2 separate regions of the Homo sapiens genome follow, and region 2 is linked to region 1. The links are chromatin contacts, found by Hi-C or POLR2A ChIA-PET in ENCODE. All regions are on one chromosome and are shown on one strand. The core of a region is the stretch at or near the end of the contact, and the rest is flanking DNA. Distances in the headings are between cores, read along the strand shown.

Region 1 (3,386 bases), core at 277-2,776:
GCTAGGATTACAGGTGTGAGCCACTATGCCCCACCAATACTCTAATTCTCTTATTAGAGGAATTTATTAAACAATGATGGAGTTGAACTGTTCTCCTCTCCTTCACATAGTTCAGGAAGGGGAGTAAGAACCTAGGGTACAGTGTCCCCCATGGGAAAGCAGTGCTTACCCTCTTGGATGTAGCTTGGGACCACAGTAACAGAAGTATTTACAGTTTGATTTTTGTAACAGGAGAAATCATATTTTCCTCTAAGTTGAGACACATTCTTCCATCTTCCTACCTTACACCCTCCCCCATTCCTGGCAGCTCTGAAACACTTGCTCAAGCCTTGCTTAATATAGCAAAAGCAGCTAATCTGTTGATCATCTGAGGTCAGAACTAACATTCAGAAAGTTCTCCTAAGGGTTTGGGTCTTCATTCCAAGTCAGTCATCCTACCCAGGAGACCACACCTCACCCACCTTCATGCACTCCACACTCCAATCCCACACACCTTGCTCCCCACTCCCCCCCCACACAAACCCTAAACCCTAAGCAGAATGACATTAAGATAATAATTTGTAATTGCAATACACACAGCAGGCATTCAAAAATGGAAGAAGAAAGGAAAAGCTGCAGAAAAATCTTTAAGTACTCCACAAACTGCACAAGCCACAGACGATTGAATAATCAAGCTGACTTTCCTAGGGAAAATAGCATTGCTATTAAAACAAGCTGAGTCATCAAATATTAGCAGTTATAAACAAACTTCTACATCATCCAGTCTAGTGGTCTGCAAACATACCCTATGGACCAAGTCCAACCTGCTGCCTGTTTTTGTAAATTAACTGTCATCAGGCATAACTCACACCCATTTGTTTACCTGCTATCTGTAAACAGAAGTTTCAGCGAATAGTTCCCTCTTTTAAAAGCAGAGTTGAATAGTTCCTGCAGAGTAGTCTCTGCAGGAATGTTTTGGCCCACAAAGCCAAATACATTTATGATGTGGCCCTTTACAGAGAAAGTCTGCTGCACCTATCTAATTCATCAAACCCATTCAAAGGTAAGGAAACTAAGGCCCAAAGTGGTGAACCTCCAACAGGAGGCAAAGTCAGAATAAGAAGCTCAGGTCTCTCAGTAAACAGCCCTTTGTTCCTTCGGTGCCCGGCTCTACAAATTATTTATTGCTTGAGTATGAAGTTAATCTGAACTTCAGTTTCTTCATGTATAAAATGAGATTACAATGCTGATCCTCTTCCCAGCATTAATGACCATTTTTGGAGAATTCTTAGAGTTCGGGGAAAGCTCAGTTCTTTCTGCCAAGCACCAAGTTAATTAATAGATCCTTGTTATAAAGCAGGGAGGCAAAGGTTCAGAAGTCAAAGGGACAGATATCAATCAGAAGCTTTCTGAACAAAGCACCTTTCTTTTCTATTCAAGATAAAATCAAATAATAAATATTCAGATATTGCCTGGACTGGTTCCTTGTCCCTCTGCTAATGAGTTTTCCTTCTTTGAATCTCTCCAAGTGGAACTGGAGACATCGCGTACTTCCACCCTTGCAGGCTCAGACGAAAGAAAAAAGAGCAAGATTTATGACACAACCTACTCCTTTTGTGAGGCAACTTATCCTTGTCTGCTGTTACATTGAAGGAAACTGACAGTGATGATTTGCAGGAGACTTTTGGTTATAACTTCTCCTTTCTTCTGTGGGGCACTCGAGGTAGGATTCCTCTATAATATTAGGAAGTCATAAAAATGCAAAAGTCCTATCAGGCACAGAGCAAGATTTAAAATCTGAAGAATACCATGTGCTTCCATCTCCTGCAGTTGTTTTGAAGTACATAAATCACCTCTTGGGAACGGAGTGCCAACCTTGAGGGGCTATGCCTCACAGACAGCCAACAAGCAAGTCCACCTTTGCCCACATTCGGGGTTATTGCATGGCAAACAGTGAAGGGGCTTCCAGGGTTTTCTGGCACACTGGCCTTAAAGGCTGTTGTAAGGTTCACATGAGATCATTCACAAGGAAGCATTATGCAAATTACAAATTAGAATGCCCTACTTTGGCTTTGATTTTAAATCTCTCAATGTGGCTTAGTTTAATAATAATGATAATAGCTAACCTTTAAGCACTTATTATTTGACAAGCATACAAACAGCTGCATACATTGTCTAATGTAACCGTAATGAATACTCTATGACTTGCACATGATATTATCATTTAAATCAAACAGAGAAAAAAAAATGTAAGACTTAGAGAGGTTACACAACTTGACCAGGCCACACAGCTAGTAAGTGAAATTCTCTCTGTAATCACCAATAAATGCCTTGGAAACTATGGTATAATCTGAAATAATTTAATACAAATCCATTTATAGAATAAAAGGCCTAGGAGCTTTTTTCTTTCATTCTTTCCTCTCGCAAATATGCATTTAGCTTCCTGCCATATTTGAAATCTGTATTTTCTATATCAGTTTCTAAAAAATTCTCTTTTTTAAAGAAACATTTGTTCACATATTATTGACATGGCCTCTCATGTTGGTTTGTCTGTGAAATATCTGTTTAAAGAAAAAGATGAAAAAAACTAGACTGAAATTAAATTTTTTTAAAAGCCTATGAAAAGAAAATACTCTCTGGGTTTAAAATTTCCTGTTACACTTAGTCGTTTTCACATTATGCGGATTTGGAAGATCAAATATCCAATCCCCTGATCTAGTCATGGTGTTGTCAGACAGCACTAAATGGAGAAAATAATTTTTGCCAACTCATGCGTAAATTAAGCAGGTGGCAAATTCTGTTTTGAGGCTGATGAAGTGGTCAGATGTCTGTGCCCTTGGGTTAAGTAAAAAAATACTAAACTAATGTAATTCTGATCTGACTGGTCTCTTGCTTGAACTGTAGAGCAAAGATGTGAACAATAGCAACTCAGTTACAAAGGTCAATCAGAAAACACAAACTAGAAAAACAGGCTCTCTCAATGTGAATCTTTATCATTCACTTTTGTCTTTATGATACCTCCACAGACACCTTTTTTTTTCTGGAGGCAGAGTCTCACTCTGCCACTCAGGCTAGAGTACAGTGGTGCAATCCCAGCTCACTGCAGCCTCAACATCCTGTGCTCGAGCAATCCAGTAATCCTCTCAACTCAGCCCCCAGTATAGCTGAGATTATACCAGGCCCAGCTAATTTTTTTTTTTTTTTTTTTTTGTAGAGACAAGGTCTTAGTATGTTGCCCAGGCTGATCTCAAACTCCTGGGCTAAACCAGTCCTCCTGCCTCAGCCTCCCAAAGTGCTAGGATTATAGGTATAAGCCACTGTGCCTGGCCCATAAGCACTTTTATGATGGAAGAAACTGCCATTTAAAAAAGCCTTCATAATCCAGAGTTGTCTGATCCAGTTCATAT
Region 2 (3,338 bases), core at 511-3,010, 49 kb before region 1:
GGCCCTCTGCCAAATGTTCACTGGAGTTATCGGGGGCTTAGAGTTGGTCTTTTCAAACTTTAGTGCAGTTAAGAATCACCTGGAAGTCCTGTTACAATGCAGATGCTAATTTAGCGGGTCTGAAGTGGGGCCTGTGATTCTGCATGCCTAACAAGCTCCCAGGGGGTGCCAATGCCACTGGTCCAAGAACCACATTTTGAATAGCCTGTTTTTAAAAACACCCTTAGAGCCTAAATTAATTGTTCTGGGGTGGGGCTCAGAAATTGAGGATATAATAATATTATTAATAAAATTCCCAAAATGATCACATGAATGTAAAATTCACAAAGCCTCCTTATTCCTAAATATATTAAAAGACGACAGGCAGCTACACTAGACCAGAAAGAAAAGAAAGAAAGAATACACAAGGAGCTCATTAAGATCTCCGGGACAGAAGAAAGAAAGAAAGAAAGAAAGAGGGGGGTGGGGGGGAGGGAGGGAGGGAGGAAGGAAGGAAAGAAAGAAAGAGAAAGAAAGAAAGAAAGAAAGAAAGAAAGAAAGAAAGAAAGAAAGAAAGAAAGAAAGAAAGAGAGAGAGAGAGAGAAGGAGAGAAAGGAAGGAAGGAAGGAGAGAAAGAAAGAAAAGGAGAAAAGGAGAGAAAGGAAGGAAAGAGAGAAAGAAAGGAAGGAAAGAAGGAAGGAGAGAAAGAAAAGAAAGAGAGAAAGAAAAGGAGAGAAGAAGAGAAAGGAAGGAAGGAGAGAAAGGAAGGAGAGAAAGAAAGGGAAGGAAGGAAGGAGAGAAAGAAAAGAAAAGAAAGAAAGGAAAGAAAAGAAAAGAAAGAAAGGCTTAGGTTTTAACTGTTTTTACCATCAGAGTCTATGGTTGTTATAAAATAGTCAAATATTGCAATCTATTCATAATTCTATTGTATTTTAAATTTGCGCTTCTGTTCCCGAAATAAGCTTCACCACTTGCAGCTTAAGCCACAGAAATGCGAACTCAGAAGGGACCGGGAGAGGAGAGAATGTTCTTTCAGCGTTAGAAATTTATCTTGTAAATAGAAGCTGGCAGTGGCCACATGGATTTTTTTTTTTTTTTCAGAGCTAGGGCAGGCAGTTAGTAGACCTCAGTTACAGCGTCAGCTCTGCCACTAACTAGCTAGTTAGACCCAGAGCTGCTCTGAGCCTTAATTTTTTATCCGTTGAAGGAGAGCCTTTGAAAGAAGATAACAGCAATCCAGGCCCCTGACATCCTTTGATTCTTTGATTAAGTCACCAACGTCAAACATGGAAAAACTTGAATGAGCAACTCGCTCAGGATTTCCTGGAAGGCACCCTGACTTGGAGAGTGGTATTATGCAAGTCCCGCAGTACACACGGCACGTCCCGCCCGGGCGGTCCTGCGCAGTCCTCAGCCTCGACCGCCCCCTGCCGGTCCTCCCCGGGACTGACGCCGCCACCCGCCCCCGGGCCGAGCGCGTCTCCGGGGAAACACAGACGCACTCTCAGCTCCCCTGGACCTACGCCGTCGTCCCCCCACCGTCCTTCCACGGGGGCGCAGGAAGGAGTGGGACGGAGCATCGGTGCCTTTTTCATTAGAATAGACACAAAGCCCAATTAATAAAGACCCAGAGAAGAGGAAGGGAAGAACAAGACCCAGGGGTTAGAAGAGAGAAGAACAAGAGCGGATTCTCAGCCATGGGACCGCAGCTTGTGAAAGGGGAGCTTTGTTTATTTATTGTCTAATCTCCTTGCTGCCCTGAGCTCGTGCAGCACGTTCCTTATCGGAATCTTGGGAGCTTGGGAATTTCCACAACAGAATATGTCGAATAGCTTATATTGCTAGCATAATAGAGTACATTTTGACCAGAAAGCTTTTATCCCTTTTCATGTGGTAGTGATTGTTCGGTGCTTCTCTATAGAAAAGTTAAACCATCCTCAATACGGTGAATATTATCTTTCCATTCTTTCACCCAAGGCATAAGAAATTACTATAATTTACCATGGCATAAAGGTAATAAAAGTGGGTAGAAGTCATCTTTCCAACACCTAAACACCTATCTGGAAAAGCTTTTGACCACCAACAGTACTCATTATTTCTGTCTTTGTACCTAATTGATTTAGTCAGAGTATCTGTGGCCATTTAAATACTATGTGATTCTGGTGATAATGGATTGATGGGGCATGTTTCCATTTCACTCACAAATGCTTTCAAATATACTTCTGCCTTATAGCGTATGCAATTATACTTTCTGTTCAGAATCTGTGAAGTTAATGATTCTTCACATTTCCTGGAAAACTTTTATGTTTTTGTTCAGATGAATGAGTAGTTATTTTCTCTAAGTATAAATTTCAGAGCTGTTGCATTTCTACAGCTAAAGCCCATGTAAAACATAGCCAATGAATGGGCATTCATCTGTGTTTCATGGCACATCAAAATGTATTTTAAATGCCTTTTCCTATGGCCACCTCCAGTCTTTTTTGCCTTAATTATGGCATCAAGGTGACTATTAGGAGTTTGCAGTAGCCAGTGATGTGGGGGTAAGGCAGGAGCAATATTCAGGACATGTGTCTGGTCATTAAGAAGTACCCAAATTTCTAGAGACTCAGAGAAGAATAAGAGGAAAATTCCACCACCTCCCTTCTCCTGCCTGCCTTCTCTCTCCCACAGTGACAGCACTGACCTATCAGACAGGGAAAATGGAAGATGCAGGCCTTATGCATAGTAGTGCCTGTCTCCAACCAGGTCCCAAGTCCACCCATGAGTACATTCTTCAAGTGTGCTCTTCTCACTGCCACACACACAGACCCTGGTTCATCATGGCAGACGTTTAAAAATTTGGAGACTAACTTGGTTCTACTTATTCTTAGGTACAAACTCAGTTCCAATGTCCAGCTTTGAACTAGATGGTGAACCACACTATTAGTTTTTCCTGCATCCTGACTCATTCATTGTCTGAAGGTGGGATTTTTTTAATTAAAATTTTATTTTGAGATTAAAATTATTTTGAGATAATTGTAGATTAACATGTAGTTGTAAAAATAGTACAGAGAGATCTCATGCACCTTATACCCAGTTTTCCCCCCCCACCCACCGTGGTAACATTTCAAAAAACTGTAGAACAATATCACAAAGAGGATATTGACACTGGTAGTCAAGATACAAACATTTCCATCATTGCATGGGTCCCTCATGTTGCCCTTTTATAGCCACACCCACTTCCCTCCCAACCCCACCACTTTCTTTACCCCTCGCAATCACCAATCTGTTCTCCATTTCTGTAACTCTGTCATTTTACATGAATGGAATCACACAGTATGTAACCTTTTGGGACTGGCTTTCTTCATTCAGCATAGTTC

Evidence for each region. Hi-C counts contacts between places; a loop is a spot of excess contacts on that map. ChIA-PET counts read pairs that join two places held with the same protein, here RNA polymerase II (POLR2A). Pooled maps may share reads with other maps.
Region 2: a map of Caco-2 shows a loop between it and region 1 (6-fold over the local background). The contact joins two enhancer-like sites. A Hi-C loop is called at or near these places in 11 of 168 maps with a recorded cell type or tissue (Caco-2, Calu3, GM12878 and 7 more) and 1 of 50 pooled maps. POLR2A ChIA-PET finds 5 or more read pairs at or near these places in 2 of 52 experiments (Panc1 and WTC11).

The regions. Positions count from the first base shown.
Region 1 is chr18:3,720,692-3,724,077 of GRCh38, reverse strand. The region is part of intron 7 of DLGAP1 (DLG associated protein 1); the gene reads left to right. Among named protein-coding and RNA genes, the nearest start is that of DLGAP1-AS6, 69 kb to the right of the region's middle. Within about 2 kb of position 1,526, at least 3 of the 41 ENCODE cell types and tissues checked have a DNase peak (open chromatin) inside an H3K27ac peak, as active enhancers do.
Region 2 is chr18:3,769,578-3,772,915 of GRCh38, reverse strand. All of the region lies in intron 5 of DLGAP1 (DLG associated protein 1), which reads left to right. Among named protein-coding and RNA genes, the nearest start is that of DLGAP1-AS3, 110 kb to the left of the region's middle. RefSeq lists a silencer at 1,290-1,509. Within about 2 kb of position 1,760, at least 16 of the 41 ENCODE cell types and tissues checked have a DNase peak (open chromatin) inside an H3K27ac peak, as active enhancers do.